Regions from separate parts of the Homo sapiens genome. Here region 1 is linked to region 2. The links are chromatin loops, found by intact Hi-C in ENCODE. Cell type or tissue: B cell. All regions are shown on one strand. Each heading gives the region's core, and the rest is flanking DNA. Links, peaks and the distances in the headings are about the cores only.

Region 1 (9,873 bases), core at 3,049-7,048, 130 kb before region 2:
AGACTCTGGAAATGCATCAATTAGTTCTATGCCTGCAACAATCATTTCCTTGAGTGACACACAGATCCTAGGTTTTAATCTTTGTGTATTTATGCAAGTACTTTATGTATATGAAAGGAGGGCTGGAGGGTTTTGTATAGGTCTTTAATTACACACACGTGCATGCGACATTTTTAAAATTTATTTCACCAGTGGGAATCAATAAAGTGGGTGATTTATTGTTTATCCTGATTATGGACAAATCATACCACTTCTTTCTTGGGAGCATTGTTTTGTTGGTATTTCTTCCACACTTGTGAGGGAAAAAAAGTCCTTAGTGCAGCATTGTCATTTCTTATCCTGTACATATTTAATATGAACCTCAGATTATCATGGAAATTGATTGTTTCCTTGGTAGCTGGTTGTGGAGTGTTTTTGTTTTTGTTTTTGTTTTTTAATTTTTCCCTGTAAAGAATTGAAGGGTATCAGAGAAAAAAGCAGGAGTCCAGACGAGATAATGGTGGCTTGGATTACAGTAGTAATAGAGGAGATGGTGAGAAGTAGTCAGTTTGGGGCTATGTTTTTGCAAGCCTTGTGATAGACTGGATGTGAGGTGAAAGAAGAGGAGTCAGAGATAATGCTTAGGTTTCTAGTTTAGCACTGAGCAATCCAGTGGATGATGGTTTCACTTACTGAGGTGGGAGGATCTACTGTGTAAACATAATTTGTTAAGAACTTTACATGCTTGATATTGCTTACTTGTGGCAGGGCTGGGATTCAAACCCAGGGAGGCTCACAACAAAGCTAGTGTTCCAAACACTACAAAGTACTATGTATTAATAGCTTCTTCTGGGAACTACTGATATTGAGAGGAGATGCGGAGAGAGAATGAAGCAAGAGCCAAACCAGACAAAGTCTTGGTCAAGCTAAGAAGTCCGAGTTTTATTTTAAGTGAAGCAGACGCTGGAAGGTTTTAAGCAGGGAATGACTTAATCAGACTTACACAATGCAAAAAGATCAATCTGGCTGCTTTCGTGGAGAACAGATTTTAGAAATGAGGTAGGAACAACAGCTGTATCAGTCCAGGCAGGAGATGATGGTGGCTAGATGGTTGGTGACAGCAGTAGTTGGAGAGAAGTAGGCAGATTGGAAACAAATTTGCAATACAGTGAGAGTTGTGTGGGAACTCGTACAAATGTGGACAGCCTGTGACACTGGAGGGAAAGTATGATCCGATCCAATCCAATCCCTATTTGATTTATGGAGGTTCTCCACACAGTCATTAGCTCAGCTTGAGTCACTCCAGGAGCTCACTGCCATTACTATCCGTGGGACAGTGGGAGAGACAGATTGAGGGCAGATCACTGGAGTGATGAAGGGGGCTTGATGCAGCACTATGTGTGAGCCCTATCCTGAATGAGTTTGGACAGACAGAGGCAAGCCGAGGTCAGGCCTTGAACGCCCTGCTGAGTAGAGGGTTGTGTTGTAGGCTCCCCAGCGCTTGATGTAGCTCTGAGAGGTGAGGCAGGGCTTGATGTAGCTCTGAGAGGTGAGGCAGGGCTTGATGTAGCTCTGAGAGGTGAGGCAGGGCCTAGATCCCTCCCGCTTGGCATAGCCCTGCCCCTGTGACCTGAACACCCCACAGCAGCACCCTGGGGCTGAGCAGCTGGGGAGTCCCACCACTGGCAGCTACAGCCTCCTCCTCTGCTGGCCGAGGCAGTTTGTCCTGCTGGTTGTGTAGTTTCTTGAAACTAGGAGAAGTGAAACAACTTCAAGCTGTTAGATTTGGGAATTAGTTTAGTTTCTGGAAAGGATTTGTCCTAGCCTAGTCTGGTTGATCAGATTTTTTAGTGGCAAGGAAGAGACACTTAGTAATCACAGGGATGGAATGAGAGGTAAACATTTTGTGTCATTTATTATATAGGCACCCAATCTCCGTGTTCCTGGTGAAGTTCTTAAGAAGCTAGGAAAGTGTCTGTTTCTCCAGGACAGGTCAGCTGCTCCAGGTAACCTTTCCCAGCCCTGTGAGTTAATTCTAGAGCTGGATTGGATTGATTTTAGCATTCTTGTGCCAGGGTCAAATATCCTTCTTGGTCACAACTGGAGTCAGGAATCTCAGAGGAAGAGCCCCTTATCCCCAACCCGTATGTAGTTGAGTATTAGCCAAAGTAAATTGATTTTTCTTCATCCAAACCCCTGTGACATGTGTAACTGTTGGTTTTATGTTCCTTACAAAGTATACCTTGGAGAAATCACTGAAGAGTGGGATAGGGTGAGAGAATAGGTTGGGACCACCATGCTCAGAACTATCTTTGTATGTGATGGGATGCTTAATATCACTTCTTTGGTCCAGCAAGAACAGGTTTCTGCTTTACCTCTAATTCCAAATGCAGAAGTTTTTTTTGTTTTTTGTTTTGTTTTTTTTTTGTGGGGGAGCGGGTGGTGGTGGTGCAGGGAGTAGGTAGGGGAAGATTGGTGTTAGAAATGGGGGGAATTGCATGGAACCATCTTTATTATTCTTGATACCCACATGGACTTGCATACTTGGGTTAGTTATTTCTTGTGGCTGTGAAATGGAGTTTTCTCTCTGTGTAACTGACAAATATATAGGTATATCTGTGTACTAGAACCCAATTAAATGAGTTAACTGTAATTAAAGGTACTTAAAAATGTGTGTTTCTTAAACTTTATTTTGCCTGTATTTGGTGAATATTTTAAAAGAGTATTCAAGTAACTGGGATGAATGAGCATGCTTTTTCTCAATCTGGATGATAGTAAATTCATTATTGGTAGAAGATATTATCCTGCCTGTTATAGAACTTTCAGAATGTGAGTTAGGGTATGAAATACTGAATAACACTTGAAACCAGATATATCTGGTACTTAATTCTTTTGAACTGAATACTGCATTATTTTCAGGATAGCATGAAGATGTTGGCTTGGAACTTTTGAAGGGGCTGCGTTATAGACTCTGCATGGAGACAAACCATTAGTACTAACCACCTGGCTGTATTCTAAGGCTTAAAAGCAAAATCTTTATGTGTGATGTTTTGTATATTTGGCTTAAAAAATTCACCAGCTTTTAGAGGTTGTGAGATATGGGTCATTTTTGTTCAGATAAGAGAGGTCAATAAAGCATTTACTAACATGAAATGTTTTTCTTTTCTCCTTTCTCAGTATTAAAAGAAAGGTGAATGGACAAAAAGCCAATAAAGGGCTTAATTTTAAAAATGTAGCAACAAAAACTCACACTCTGGCTGTCATGGTACTTGAAGCTTCATATTTCAAAACTGTATTAACAGCTTTAGAAATAAACTTTACAGTAGCTGCATGGTGTCAACCAGTGCTTTTCTCCTTTGCTTTATCCTATTGTGTCAGCAGGGATGTTGCAGCAATTCTTTTTGATCTAAAAATTACTTTGTTCTGGAGCTGAAAAAGAAAAATGTTCTAATCTCCCACTAAAATTTTACCTGACAGTGAGGTCAGTCAAACAATGGAATAACTTGCTAAGGGAGTTCAGTGAGAATCTTTCACCAGAGATGTCCTGAAGTTGACTAGAATGAGCCAGTTGGAATCTGAAGATCAAGTTGGAAAAGTCCTCCAGGATGAGATACCCCCTCTGAACCAAATTTTTAAAAAGGAGTTAAAAAGTGTGTATTACAAGGTTTGAGAAAACAGTGCCTATTTATTCAGAACTTAGTTTCAGGTCTGTTTTGTACTTTACAAAACATCTTTCATGAAGGATATATTTGATAATGGAAAGTATTTTTTTTTTAAAGCTGTATAGTTCTGAATCACAAATGATTGTGCTATCGTGTATATTCTGAAAAGTTCGTGATTAAATCACCTACTGTTGTGTGCTAGCACCTCATAAAAAATACTCTTCAATGAGATCACATGGACACAGGAAGGGGAATATCACACTCTGGGGACTGTGGTGGGGTCGGGGGAGGGGGGAGGGATAGCATTGGGAGATATACCTAATGATAGATGACACGTTGGTGGGTGCAGCGCACCAGCATGGCACATGTATACATATGTAACTAACCTGCACAATGTGCACATGTACCCTAAAACTTAGAGTATAAAAAAAAAAAAAAATACTCTTCAAGGGAAGGCTGATTATGATAGTCTTTATTTTTATTTATTTATGTTTTTTGTTTTTTTGAGATGGAGTCTTGCTCTATTGCCCAGGCTGGAGTGCAGTGGTGCAATCTATACTTACTGCAGCCTCCACCTCCCGGGTTCAAGAGATTCTCCTGCCTCAGTCTCCCAAGTAGCTGGGACCACAGCTGCACGCCACGATGCCCAGCTAATTTTTTATTTAATCTTTTTGTATTTTTAGTAGAGATGGGGTTTCCGTATGTTGACCAGCCTGGTCTCGAACTCCTGGCCTCCAGTGATCTGCCCACCTTGGCCTCCCAAAGTGTTGGGATTACAGGCGTGAGCCACTGTGCCCAGCCTATGATAGTCTTTAAATTAAAGACCTAGTTGGGTGGCTGGCAAGACTGTCAGTCATTATTAATGCCAGAGATCTGGATTTGATGGTCTGTTCTGTCTTTCTGCTTAGGCCAGCAGGAGGTAGGATTGCTGCTGGAGGGGAAGCTGTTAGCTCTGGGGCAGGCTAAATCTTTAATCTCTCCACAGGTTCCTCTTTCACTAATTAGAAAAGAAAACAGCTGGGCTGCAGGAGCTTTGCTGTTTTCAGATCTCCTTAGCCAAAAAGTACGAGCTATATAGGGTTTTGAACATAACAATAGAGCACTAAAAATACGAATTTTTAGTCTTTGGGACCTTCATAGAGATTTTTGTTCCTTGCTCCTTAGGGTTTGAAAGAAAAGTTCAGTGTTGAGAGCTGGACTTCAGGGATAGGGGTAGGCAAGAGTAGAGTTGAATGCTGTTTGTATTTAGAATTTCAACAATTTTAGTTAAAAAAAAAAACATTCCTTTGGATGCTAGTATATGGTAAGAAGTACAACGAATTCAAAAACATTCCTGTATAATCACATGAAGACTATAGGTCAGTGGTGCAGAGCTCAGCATGTCGTCTGTGTCATGACAATTTTGTTCTTTTCACTTCTTAATAGCCAATTTAATTTTGCAGCAAAATGTGTCCAATGTTGAATTTTCCAGGTTCTCTAAAGTATGTCTCGTGCAAAGATAGCTCTGACATTAGGGTCCTTTTCAGTGGTCCAGTTGGGTGGCCATGTTGCTGGAGTGGGAGGGGAGTGGGATTTAACTTTAGGCCTTGTGTTAGCAAAAGTATTACTCTTTGTTTGTTTGCCATGTAGGCAGTCCAACCTCCCCTGAAATAGAAATGACTAGTAATGATTTGTTTCTTGTCAGTATGAGGTAGACCACACGAAGCCCCTCCCCGTAGGCTCTTCAGATTCTGTTTATTTTGGGGGCAGTAGTCAAATCAGAAGCATGATATAGCCGCCCCCCCAATTCTCTTCCTCCTTCCCTTTGCCCAAGGATAGGATACTTGTTAAGGTTAGGGCTCCCAGGCCTAGGGTCCCTTTGATGCTTGAAAGGATTGCATGGCAAGCTATGTTTTTCTGGATTAGTCCTAGGGTTTAGTCCCTGCTACACACACTGCTGCTATACTTCCCCCTTGGAGAAGGAAATGAATGTAATTCCCATATAATTGGGAAATGCCAACCTCACTGGTCTGTGCCCCTCCCAATCCCCACCACCCCCATTTGTTTGGTTTGGAGTGTTTGTGCCCCCCACCCTTCCACCCTTTTGGATATTAGAGATGTGGGCCATGGCCAGACTAGGTTAGCCCACTACCTGGTCTGGGCTGCATACAAAGATAATGAACAGGGAGTAGCTGGCCACTTCTTTTGGCATTTCTTTACAGAAATCCTCTTTGTTTCTATGTCTGTTCACTGTGGGACTTTGGAATTTCTTTGTGTTTATCCCATAAACATTTTCTCTTGCTCAGGACATTCCAGTGGTTGCTTAATGTTTCTCTAGTACCATCCAGTGTATGGCTATATTTAAAACATGTAGCCTGGGTGCATTGTCTCATGCCTATAATCCTAGCACTTTGAGAGGCCAAGGCAGAAGAATCATTTGAGGCCAGGAGTTCAAGACCAGCCTGGGCAACATAGTGAGACCCCTTCTCTACAAAAAAATTTAAAAACAATTAGCTCGGTATAGAGTTGTGCACCTGTAGTCCTAGCCACTTGGGAGGCTACATTGGGAAGATCCCTTGAGCCCAGGAGTTTGAGGTTGCAGTGAACTATGATCACGCCACTGCTCTACAGCCTGGGTGACAGAATGAGACTCTTTTTGTACAAAAACACAAACAAAACTAAAGCATCTTACAGTCCTAGTTAATAAAGTCAATAAAGTGAGTCACACATAGTACAAGCAGTGTACAAAGCACATCCAGAGAGTAAGTTTAGCATCCTAAGATAGTTTTATCTTACTGTACCAGCAATATTGTCACAGTAAAGAGAATTAACATTGGATGGCCCCCACCCCCTACCCTTCGCTGTTGAACGTATAGAAAGTACCCAGACTACAAATGAGTTTTGTTTGCAGATATTTTAAATAATGAAGACTGTAGAAATCTACCCCATATTTAAATGATGTATACCTTTTCTTTTCTTTCTTTCTTTTTTTTTTTTGAGACGGAGTCTCGCTCTGTTGCCCAGGCTGGAGTGCAGCGGCACAATCTTGGCTCACTGCAACCTCTGCCTCCTGGGTTCAAGCAATTCTCTGCCTCAGCCTCCTGAGTAGCTGGGATTACAGGTGCCCGCCACCATGCCTGGCTAATTTTTGTATTTTTAGTAGAGACAAGGTTTCACCATCTTGGTCAGGCTGGTCTTGAACTCCTGACCTCATGATCCACCTGTCTCGGCCTCCCAAAGTGCTGGGATTACAGGCGTGAGCCGCCGTGCCCGGCTTGATGGATACCTTTTCATTATCTATTTCCCTTTCTCCCGTCCACCTAACTAGTTCATAATGTATGTTCAGGAGATTCGCCAGGCCTGGGAACCTTTAGCCAGAGTTTCTGAAGGTTATAGTCATCCTTGGTGGAGAAAACTTGGATGACCAAGAGCTTTACAAGGGCCCTAGAGCTCCTGGGTAGGGAAAGATGTCTAGAGTTCTGATGTATGTGTAGCTCTTATAATAGAGATTGATTTTTAACTTGATCACATGGAAGTGGGAGATTAGAATGGTTTTGATATTGTTTGAGTCTAATCAGGGCTTTACAAGTGATTGAAAATGAAATATACCTTGATTCAGGAAAGTGAGAATTGAGAATTACGTCAGGTGGCTGGATGCGGTGGCTCACGCCTGTAATCCCAGCACTTTGGGCGGCTGAGGTGGGTGGATCACCTGAGGTCGAGAGTTTGAGACCAGCCTGGCCAACACAGAGAAACCTTATCTTTACTAAAAAATACAAAATTAGCCAGGCGTGGTGGCGCATGCCTGTAATCCCAGCTACTTGGGAGGCTGAGGCAGGAGAACCACTTGAACCTGGGAGGCGGAGATTGCGGTGAGCCAAGATCGCGCCATTGCACTCCAGCCTGGGCAAAAAGAGCGAAACTCTAGCTCAAAAAAAAAAAAAAAAAAAAAAAAAGAATTACATCAGGTAAGTTTGCATGTCTTTTGAGAGATTGTTAGGCTGTAATTCCAGTGTGGCTTCAAGCTCCAGACCAAAATACCAATGAAATACTCTAGACCAAAAGGCCAAATGAAAATCATTTGTCATTTATCTGCTACTCTAAATATCAAGTGGCAGGGCAAGATTACCAACAAGTACATTAGATTGTAGGGTCATTCCAGGTATGCAGTGATGTCACTCAGAACGCTTTTCTGAGAGATGTGAATGAAGAAGAAAAATTATCAGTGGATTCCTCAAGTTGCTGTTGCATAGAGAACATTTATCATACTTCAGTCACTCTAGCCCTTGCCAGATAGGACTAGTTTCCAAATCCACATGTGAATTTTGGGTTGGAATTTTGAATTCATCTATATTTTCCCTCCACCTTCAAATTCCATTTCTGATGGAAATGAGATGAGTAAATCTAACAAGGCTCTTGTAACAGACATCCACATGATTGTTTTCAGAAATCTAGTTTTCGAGCCTCTTTCTTCCAACAGTACCATCATTGCTCAGAATGTCTTGGGGGCCTCTTGAATCTGTACTCAGGTACTGAAGAGCATCTCTGGTGGCCAATCATCTTTTGGAGCTTGTATTTGTCTTTGGGTGGGAGAAATGATTAACATGTTTTTTAGAGACAAGATTGGGAAAAAAGGGGTGGGTAATTGTCAAGTTGAAGGATACTAAAGGTCTCTATTGAGGTGACTATAAAGAGCAATGAAAAGAATATTTCCAGAGATTTGGAGTCACAAGACTTGTGTGACCTTGGTTTCCTCATCCCTAGGAATACATTTATATGGTTTATAAATGAAGATCTGGGCTAGACGCGGTGGCTCACGTCTGTAATCCCAGCACTCTGGGGGGCTGTGGAGGGCAGATTAACTGAGGTCAGGAGTTAGAGACCAGCCTGGCCAACATGGTGAAACCCCGTTTCTTCTAAAAATACAAAAATTAGCCAGGTGTGGTGGCATACGCCTGTAATCCCAGCTACTTGAGAGACTGAGGCAGGAGAATTGCTTGAGCCTGGGAGGCGGAGGTTGCAGTGAGCTGAGATCGTGCCACTGCACTCTAGCCTGGCTGACAGAGCAAGACTCTGTCTCAAAATAAATAAATAAAAATAGATGTAGAGCTGAAGACAGTTCTGAAGAATTTCAACCTTATTTGAGTAATGGTGTTGATGTCCAAAATTATTTCCTTGAGATTACTCCTTTAAAAGACAGCACTTAATTGGGCATAGAATTTGTTTGCTTGGGGAGAGGGGCAGAAAAAGTCAGTATACTTTGCCAACTCCTAGGCTCAAGTGATCCTCCTGCCTCAGCCTCCCAAAGTGCTGGGATTACACGTGTGAGCCCAGCCAGAAGTCAGTATACTTCTGAGCGGAAGCAACTGAACAACTATTTTAAGTTCGAACAGGCCAGGTGCGGTGGCTTATGCCAGTAATCCCAGCACTTTGGGAAGCTGAGGTGGGTGGATCACTTGAGGTCAGGAGTTCGAGACCAGCCTGGCCAAAATGGTGAAACCCCATCTCTATTAAAAATACAAAAACCAGCCGGGCGTGGAGGCAGGTGCCTGTAGTCCCAGCTATTCAGGAGGCTGTGGCAGGAGAATTGCTTGAACCCAGGAGGTGGAGGTTGCAGTGAGCTGAGATTGCGCCACTGCACTCCAGCCTAGGCTACAGAGCGAGACTCTGTCTCAAAAAAAAAAAAAAAAAAAAAAAAAAAAAAAAAAAAAAAAAAAAGTTCAAAGAATATGCTGTTACTCAACCTTGATTACTACAACCAACCTTAATGACAAAGAAACCAATGGTAGGTTTAAATTCAGTAATGTGATCTTAGGTAAATCACTTGTGCATCTCTGGGCCTCAGTTTTCTGTCTGTACAATTAGGAATTTAGATTTGATTTGTTAGAACACAAGCCTTGTTGGTTTGAAAGGCTGAATCCTAAAATAGTACAAGTTGTTTGGGTCAGAAGTAGTGGTTTCTAATCACAGGAGATTTTCTGCAGTCATATCATGGAAAGGACCCTTGATTCCACATTGGTCTCTTCAGCACTGTTGCTCAGTAAAGCTATTAAGAAGGTGGTACTGAGGTACATGTGCATGAGTATCCATGCATATGCTACAAGTGAGAATTCCATGTTTTGGATTTTATAATTAAGAAGCTATTAGTTGTCTGGACGTGGTGGTTCACGCCTGTAATCCTGATACTTTGGGAGGCCAAGGTGGGCGCATCACTTGAGGCCAGGGGTTCAAGACCAGGTTGGCCAACATGGCA
Region 2 (9,873 bases), core at 2,713-6,712:
GAAGTGAGAATTTTGAAATGGAAACAAAAGTTGGAATCTGTCTTAGAAGTAATCTACTCCACCCCTTCTCTCCCAGCAGTTTGAGTGCTCTATTTAAAGCTAGAATTTTGAGCATGAGAACGCCACTGTGGACAACAGAGAGATTTTCTCTCTCTCTCACCTCTTCTCTTTCTCTCCTTCTATCTCCCCCTCCACCACCATCTCTCTCATCTTCTTCCCTTTGTCCCCACCCCATTGCTTTTTTCTTTCTGCTTTTCCTGTTCCCTATCCTTACGCAGGATTGTTTTACTGTTAGCCAGGTTAAGTTTAAGCTTCTTGAGGACTTTAGTACTGAAAGACAATGGCTCACTTGTAAGACCTAGTTGAAGAGTACAGATTTAGATTTGTTCAGTGTGCTGTGATCTGTAAAAAAAAAAAATCACAATGGGATTTCTACTAATGGATATGTAAATATATAATCATTCCTTTTATGCTTACATCCAGGGTTTAATTAATCCTTTGGTAATTAAGAATCCCTTCAAAGTTTGCTTGTGAGCATGTTGTTCCGACCAGCTATTAGCTCCTATACTAAAATTGGTTGCCTTGCAGACCTGTGTTATCAGTAATAAGCACCTCAAAAGTCACTCAGGAGGAAAACCGAATGGAAGACCTGAGCAGAGGGAATCTTCATTGTATACCTTTTTGTGTCTTTTGAATTGAGCCCTTTGAGTATATTAACTAATCAAATAAATAGTTAAATAAAATTTAAAGAGAAAACTTTCTAAACTTTTTCACTATGAGTGTGTGATCTCTGATGCCAGGTACTGTTTTGTGGAAGGGGAGAAAATACTAGGTTTCGGTAGCATCTTAACAAGTGATAAATGCTTTTGGCTTTATTTCTCACTGACATCTTGTACTTCTGGTGGTGTATTTCTTCTTTCTACTGACCAGCAAGTAAGTTCCAAAATACTGCTGAATATCAGGTTAGAAGAGAGCCAGTGTTTATTTCCCACCCTGCAGTCTTCAGTGTAAATATCTGAAAATGGTTATATTGGGAGAGACAAAAAGATCTTCCAAATCTCTCTTATACATCTGTTAGTCTACAAGAGCTTGCCAAAACTGTATTCTGAACTTTTACAGGATCCTGCTATAACCCAGCATACGTAGCCACCATCCAGATTTTGTTTTAAAAGTAGGTGTGGTTTAATTTATATTGAAGGAGGTTTCCCAGGAAGTTCCTGGGCCAGATTAGGTCTCCTCCTTCATCTTAAACTCCAATAGAAATACAGAAACCTCTCTGCTTTGATCTGAATATGTTTTAAGAGACAATGTTATGACTGGTGGTTACCGTTGCATTTTAAGTTATAAACAGTATGTAGCCACTTGCCAGAATTAACAAATAGGTTAGAGTTACATTACATTCTTTTGAATCTGAAATTGATATTTTATCACTTGTTTTGGCCTTTTTGCTGAAATGAGAATTTGTGGACGGTGGGGGCGCAAGAGAAAAAAATGTTGGTTCCATGTCTGTCAGGTAACTGGCAGAGTTAAATTCCTATGGCATATTTCTGGTCGCAAAAACATCACTAAATGTCTAAATAAAGACCAAAACACTTCTAACATTGAATATTGACATAAATGTGAACTGTACATATATTTAAGACAGAAACTAAGCACAAGATAATATTTACCCAGTTATTCCAGCTCAGGGTGCCAGGTGAGAACCAGCCCTGGACAGGGCACCATCCCATTGCAGGGCGCACTCACAGTCACTCATTCTGGAACCGTTTAGACTCATCAATGAACCTAGCATGCATAGCTTTGGGATGTGGGAAGAGTACGCAGAAAAAAAACAGGTGTGCATGGGGAGAAGGTGTGAACCATATAGACAGTGGCCTCAGTTGGGAGTTGATTTTTTTCCCCCCTTACCATCCTTCTAATGAAATGATGTTGAAGGAAACAGTGTTATTTGAGGAGCCATTGTACAGGACTTTAACTGGGATTTTGAAAGTTTATATCTAACACTGTCATTTTGATTAGATTAATTCAGGTTTGGTGATATGTTGCTTGCTTTTGTCTTCAGCTGTTAAGTCTTTTCATGCCCTGGTCTATGACAAACATGGACCTGTTTTCTGTCACTATCATTTTGCTTTTACGCCCCCAACCTTTTTTTTTTTTTTTTCCGAGACAGGATCTTGCTCTGTCACCCAGGCTGGAGTGCAATGGCGCAATCTCAGCTCACTGCAACCTCCGCCTCACGGGTTCAAGCAATTCTCTTGCCTCAGCCTCCCGAGTAGCTGGGATTACAGGCGCCTGCCACCATGCCTGGCTAATTTTTTGTATTTTTAGTAGAGATGGGGTTTCACCATGTTGGCCAGGTTGGTCTCAAACTCCTGACCTCAGGTGATCCGCTCACCTCGGCCTCCCAAAGTGCTGGGATTACAGGTTTGAGCCACTGCGCCCGGCCCAACTTTTTTTTTTTTTTTTTTTTAAAGAGATGAGGACTCACTGTGTTGCACAGCCTGGTCTTGAACTCTTGGGCCCAAGTGATCCTCGCACCTCAGCGTCTCAAGTAGCTGGCACTTACAGGTGCATGCCAATGACTGGCTCATTTTGCTTTTTCTAAAAATTCATATTAATGGATGTATACAGTTGTGTCTGGCTTGTTTCAATTCGCATAATACGTTTGGGACTCATTCATGTTGTTTTCATGTAGTTTGTTCCTTTTCATTGCTTTCCATTGCATAAATTTACCACAGTTTGTTGAGCTGATGGATATTTGGGTTATTTCCAGTATTGGAGTATTTTAAGTTTCTGTAGACCTTTGAGTACAGGTCTTTGTATGAATGTATGCTTTTATTTTCTTGCATAAATACACACAGTAGAATTTTGGGGTTGTATGATAAAGTACAGCAGCTGTATGCTTAACTTTATAAGAAACTGCCAAACTGTTTTCCAGAGTGGCCGTACTGTTTTACAAATTCCCATCAGTAGTACATGAGCGTTCCAGTTGCTCCATATCCTTGCCAACACCTGGTGTTGTCAGTCTTTAAAAAATTTTGGTCATTCCACTGAGTGTGGAATGTAGTTTTAATTTGTATTTTTAATTTTAATTTGTAGTTTTAATTTTCATTTCCTTTTGGTTTGTGGATTTGTACTTTGTGGCATTTATGCTAAAAGTACCAAGGAGGAAGAAAGTTGTTTTTTTCTTCAGATTGTTATCATCTTGGTTTGTAACTTGTATGTTCTCAGAACATTATTTGATTCTCCACAATCAGTAGCACAATTAATTTTATATTAATTGGTTTTGTAGTTGTCCAGAACTCTATTACACTTAAAACGTGATCAAATACTATAAATTATTATATCATTTATGATCACACCTGATCAATTAAGAGGATTCGGGGAAGGTAAAACTTCATGTAAATCTTTGGAAAATGGTTTTAACCTGTTTCTCAGCTAATTAAAGAATACGTAGCTATATTTCTTGTCATTCTTTTTTTGGAAACTATAATATGAAAGTTCAAAATATAAAAAAGATACTTAAAATTAGACATTTGATAGTTGGGATATGTTATAGTACTTTGAAACAAATTCTGTAATAGTATTCAGAATTGAGATGTTTAGCACACACTGCGTCAGTTATGTTAAATGGTGGGGATGGGGTGTGGCAGGCAGTAGTGGAATGTAGAATGCTGCTGTATGCTGTGTAATGTAAGCATCTCCGTTCCTAGTGGAGAAGTTGCGTCGTGTTCTCAAGAAGCACAGAGGGAGACATTTGGTAAAGTACCAAGTAGTTGAATGAAATACAGTACATAGCAGATAAATTTTGTATATACTAACAAATCAGTAGCTATATTTGATATCCTGGGTAGCCGTATTTGATATCCAAACTATTAACACTTCATTACCCTGAAGAGCTTCCTCCTTTCTTTTTGATAGTATTTTTTTTTTTTTTTTTTTGAGTCGGAGTCGTGCACTGTCACCCAGGCTGGAGTGCAGTGGCGCGATCTTGGCTCACTGCAACCTCCGCCTCCCGGGTTCAAGGGATTCTTCTGCCTCAGCTTCCCGAGTAGCTGGGACTACAGGTGCGTGCCACCACGCCTGGCTAATTTTTGTGTTTTTAGTAGAGACTGGGCTTCACCATATTGGTCAGGCTGATCTTGAACTCCTGACCTCGTGATCCAGCCGCCTCGGCCTTCCAAAGTGCTGCAATTACAGGTGTGAGCCACCATGCCTGGCTGATAGTAATTTTTAATCTTTATGTGATGAGGTGTGCAGGTCCAGAAATCGTAACATGAATGGCAGTTAAAGGCCTTTGAGAAAGTAGGGGAGGGTGATGGATGCATCAGCCTCGGCCACCCTCTAGTGGCTGCTCTGACCATATTGCAACTTCAGTTGATCCTCTTAAGTGTACATCAGGAGGGGGAATGGCTGAGGGGCTTGTTGTTTTTTATACAAAATTCTTTTTTGTATTATAAAACATCTGGAGTAATCTAGAGGAATAACTTCAGTAAGGAGTTACCTTAAATATCAACATTGGTTATTTGGGTACTAGGATTATGGATGATTTTATTTTCATAATTATACTTGAGTGTATTTTCTAAATTTTACGTAGTCAACTTTTTGTTCTAAGTCAGAGAAACAGAAAGGAAGACTCACTGATCACCTCTGTGTGCCAGACACTGTTATATATATCATTCCTAATTCCTAATACACGAATTTGAGTTACATTGATTAGTATATACAAAATTTATGTCCTGTATTTTCAACTTCACTTGGGGCTTTAATGGAACACTATCATTCGCTAACATTTTTGTGGCACAGACTTCTTGCTGATGTTGTTTACCAGAGTGTCCTTTGATTCTACTTCAGTCTTGCCTAGTAAAGTCATCTTTCTCCCTTAATGAATATCTCACCTTCTTTCGGGACCACTCACCAGTCTGTGAACCTTCAAAACAAATACATTCCATGTTCTTATTCATGTTGACATATGTTTGATATAGTACATACTGCCGTCTGTTGTAGTTATTTGTGTGTATTGCCTATTTCCTAGCTTTGCATCCTACAGCCCCAGAACAACACATAGAAAGCACACAGTATTTGCCTAAAACCATATATTGGAAGCTTCTACCTGCCTCAGTTTGTGATGTAATGGTATTTGACTTATTTTAATCAGTTGCTTGGCATTGTAGCACATTTTCCTAGAACCAGTATTTCAAATGGTGTGTAGGTGCCTAAGCCCTGAAATACTGGTTTTAAAACTTAGCCACACATTTAAAAACTGGAGAGTTAAAAAAAAAACAAAAAAAACCTCCAATGTCCAGGTTACACCTCATACACGTGGAATCAAAGTATTTGGAATGGAAGCCAGGTATCAGTATTTTTAAAAAAGACACCCCATGTTATTTGGATGTTCAGCAAAAGTTAATGAACCACTACCCTATTTAATCTATACTGCATGGGTACTAAAGTTAAACTCCTGACATTTAAAGTTTTGCTTTTGGGGAAAATACTTTTCTCAAGCCAGATGCAAGAGGTTTTGATGGCATAAGACCTACAGATAACTAACAGGCTTATTTAAGCCCAGGTATTTATTGTTAAAGGAGGTATTTGTCCAACTTACTCTCAAATAGTTCCCAAAAAATGTTTGCAAGGGGAGAGAGAGAGAATGAGAATGGTAAAGCAAATGGGGGCAAAATGTAAACGGTTGCTGAATTCTATAAAGGCTGTATGGGATTGACTAATATTAGTCGTGCAACTTTTTTGTAAGTTTGTAAAACTTTTTAAAAGTTTTGTTAAAAAGAGAGAGAGAATTTGTTAACACAGATAAATCACTAATTGGTGAAATAGTAGAGATTTTTGTTTGTAATTTTACTTTATTATTATTATTATTATTTTTTTTTTTTTGAGATGGAGTTTCACTCTTGTCGCCTAGGCTGGAGTGCCGTGGCGCGATCTTGGCTCACTGCAACCTCCACCTCCCTGGTTTAAGCGATTCTCCCGCCTCAGCCTCCCGAGTAGCTGGGATTACAGGCACCTGCCACCATGCCCAGCTAATTTTTGTATTTTTAGTAGAGACGGGGTTTTGTCATATGAGTCAGGCTGGTCTTGAACTCCTGACCTCAGGTGATCTACCCGCCTCAGCCTCCCAAAGTGCTGGGATTACAGGCGTGAGCCACCATGGCCAGCCCTAGATTTTTGTTTTTAATTTTTAAAAATATTGGAGTGCACAGAGTATATCTGGCTTCAATCATCTCTTTTCATTCATGTTGCTGTTTGACTGAAATCCTCTTTCTCCTGGCGGATGGGATTGGCGGGTGGTCCTATTTTCTAAAGGGAGGAGGCATTTCCTATTTAATCTTGAGGATACAGGGAAGATGGTATAGAGTTAAGCATCAACCCACTTCTCTGTCTCTTCTTTTTGCCTCTTCTTTCTGCTTCATTGGCACAAAATACTGTTTCCATTAAGATGCTTAAAAGTGATGCAGGTGCAGTTCTGCAAATTTAGAAAATAATCATTCGTTGGAAGATACGTTAGATCGTTTAATTTTAACCTCCTGCTTTTTACCAATATGATGACTAAACCAAGACTGGTAGATGTAACCTTATACTTTATTTAAGGTCTACAAGGAGGAGGAGTATATATTTTACTGTTTCTCTTGTTATCTAGAATTTAACATGGGATATTTACCTTTAGGGAAATCTTTTATATTATAACTCTGCCCTGGATGCTTAGTTAGTTAACTGTGCTTTTGTAGTTTCTTTAAGGATTGTGGCTAGTAATTATGAAAATATACTAAATCTCATTACTAATCAGAGAAATGCAAATTAAAACAAAAATGAGGTAATTTCACACCATTTTATTGGCAAAAATTAAAATGTCTGGCACTGCCAAATGTTAATGAGGATGTGTGGGCTCTGCTATTGGTGGGTGTAAGAATTGAATACTGCCTTCATGAACAGTTTGGCAATATTTGATAAAGGAGGCATTCCTTTTGGCCTGACATTTCTAAGTCTGTATTCTGGAAATGCTTGTTCAAAGGAGTCAGGTACAAGAGTATTCATCATAGCAGTGTTTATGTTAATGGAAAACTTAGAAACAAGCCAACTCTCCAGCAGCAAGTGAATAGATTAATTGTGGTTTGTTCATACCCTAGAACACTATGCAGCTATTAGCAAGGAATACATCTCAAAAACATGGTTGAATTAAAAAACAAGTTTCTGAATGATGTGTATGTATGACACCATTATATAAAGTTGGGCAACTTGCAAAATCTTGTGTTTGTGGATACTTATTTGTAGAAATAGTATTAAAACATGCATTGGAATGCAAACCCTGAACCAAATTTAGGATAGCAGTTACTTCTAGGAAACAGAGAAGGGTATAGGATTTGAGGAGTACACACAGATTTTCAACTTGACCTGTGGTGTTTTCTTTCTTATTAAAACTCTGAAGCAAATATAGTGAAATGTTAAGATTAGACAAAGCTAGCTAGTGGGTGCAGTTGTTGTGTTATTCTCTGTAACTTTCTGTATATTTATAAAATACATGATTAGATACATTGAGGGTAGTATGTTTATAATGGGCCATACATTCAGTCACCAGTGGTAACATAGAACAGCAGACTGTGTCTTGCAGATGAGACCTAAGACAGTAGTTCCTTAGACAGTAGTTCAGAACTTAGGTTTTGGAGTCAAATATACCTGGATTAAATTACAGCTTATCCACTTGTTAGCCATCTGACTTTGGGCTTTAGTGTGCACATCTATGAAGTAACAATCAAACTTACCTCTTAGAGGTGGGTTGTGAGATTTTAAAAAAGTATGCTTCAAGTAATACCCACTCAATATATGATAGCTTCATTTAGCCTTTAACCACCTAGATTAAATAATTCTTGTTTCAAAGAACCATACTTCAGAGAACCATGGGACGATATGTTACAAATACAATATCGCTTCTTTTCTGTATGACTGGCATAATTAAAAGTTTCTAAAAGGCAAGTCCATGCCAGAACTTAAGAGAACACACTGGAGTTATATTCTGTACTGAGTTCCACCTACAAACTTAATTATGAAAGATGGTTGAGGTTAACTTTGTTATTGTGCTTTCCTCCTGGATAAGCTTGCTTTTTAAAAGGAAAAAGCTCCTTTAAAAATAGGTTCAGTTAAACTTACAATTTTGCAGCAACCTCAAATCCTCACTCTTAATGGATTTGTCCAGTGAAAATGGTAAACAAGAACACATACATGGTATGTAAAGGTAGATATAGGTACAACAAATGAAAGTATATTTTCCTGGACTGGAAAAATTCCTTTTTGCAAAGGTTATGTTTTTGTTGATCCTTTTCTTGATTTTCAGTGCAGAATTACTGTTAATATATTTTAATTGACCTTTGAGAGCTGTCTTAGGGATCTCTAGAAATATTATTAAATATATTCATAAGCCAGGCTCAGATATTCATAATCCATAGCGAGGAAAACTCTTCCTTACTATGTGTCAGAAAGAGAAGAAGGTAGATGACCTCTCTCCCCCAAATGTCTTGAACTTCCCTTTTCTAACCTGGCATTGCTTGCTTGCCTTCTGACCAAATTCATCACATTGGGAAGTGGAAGTATACATTGCTATCTGATGAGATTTCATTTTAAAAGTTCTCCCCAGTGAAAGCATTATAGGCACTTCAGAGTTGTGGGTGTTTGGCAGGTGTCTACAGCCAAGGAGAGTGAGGGAAAAGTGTTTCAAGCCCAGCTGTGTGGTAGAAATGGAGCATCTTCATCCAGCATCTCCCAGTGAATTGATCATGTGTGGAAACACCAGTCCAAAAGGTAACTCACAGCTTATGGAGGGACCAGAAGCTTTGGAATAAAGCACAGGAGAAGGAACCCATGTGAGGAAGTTGGGCAGGAGCTGTTTGGCGTTACAGTTAGAAGCATTGCCTTTCCATTCCACGATGACTTCAACTGGTATTTGAAGCTAGTTATTAGTGTGCCCAGTGAGCCATGCATTTCTGAGGTATCTCAGTGTTTTTAAAATAAAGTCTGAAATCTTGATCTGCTTAGTTCCACCAAACCCTGTTCAAATTTTCTGAAGGCACTTTAGCAGAGCTTGTCTTTTCATTTTGTGAATACTAAACTGTAAACAATGTTCTTAAAGCGGTAAAGGGAATATACATTTTTAGAATTTCTATATTTGATACTTGAAAAGTTGGGATAGAGGAGAGACCTGGTGTTTGTGTCTCACTGGAGAGGGAAACTCCTGCTCCCATTAAAAAAAAAAAGAATCATATATTTCTAGATGTATATTTCAGTCTTCCGGGAAACTCCCTTTACAGTTTACCTTCCTAGGCAATGATACAGACCTGTTTGTTTTATGGAAATGAGTGTTAACTATATTTTCTCAAACTACAGAAAATAATATTCATGTTATTCGTGTCAGCATTCTTGATCTCTGGTTTTGGGTATTGTCCCCTCCCCCAAGTCTTATCTCATTCTCAAAAGTATGCCTTTTCCTAGGTTCCCAGAAAACTACTTATAATTTGCCCTTCCCTCCTTTTTGCGGACTTTGAGGATCAGCTCCCTTTTGCAGTTGTTGGTGGACTAAAATGACATTATACTATCACAGTTGAGGTGCCAGTTATCTTAATATAATATGAGTTTAGCATGTTTATATGTGGCTTTTGGAATAAGATGGGTCAGGTAATATCACCTGTAACCTGACTCCTATTTTTATAAAATGGTCATTAGCCTCATCATCCATAATCTTTATTATAAAAGGGGCCCACTGATACTACACATTCCTTTAGTATCTTCTCATATTAATAAATGAAGAACATTTTAGTTAGGTTTGCATTTTGAAATGAAATACAAAGAACCTAAAACTATTGTTTTGTAATA

Evidence for each region. Peaks named below come from ENCODE experiments on the same cell type or tissue, not always from the same donor. Only the 100,000 strongest peaks of a DNase experiment are listed, where the experiment ranks them.
Region 1: a loop joins it to region 2, with 1.9 times the contacts of the local background. A loop is called at or near these places in 2 of 110 quality-filtered maps.

Annotation. Positions count from the first base shown.
Region 1 is chr6:37,876,944-37,886,816 of GRCh38, forward strand. All of the region lies in intron 1 of ZFAND3 (zinc finger AN1-type containing 3), which reads left to right. Among named protein-coding and RNA genes, the nearest start is that of ZFAND3, 62 kb to the left of the region's middle. RefSeq lists enhancers at 1,506-1,575, 4,306-4,871 and a silencer at 2,756-2,956. In B cell, for the core only: no CTCF peak of the experiment used is centred there; a DNase peak (open chromatin) is centred at 4,608; H3K27ac peaks cover 677 bases.
Region 2 is chr6:38,008,455-38,018,327 of GRCh38, forward strand. All of the region lies in intron 2 of ZFAND3 (zinc finger AN1-type containing 3), which reads left to right. Among named protein-coding and RNA genes, the nearest start is that of ZFAND3, 190 kb to the left of the region's middle. RefSeq lists a silencer at 4,139-4,433. In B cell, for the core only: CTCF peaks have their summits at 4,349 (motif pointing left) and 4,555; a DNase peak (open chromatin) is centred at 4,317.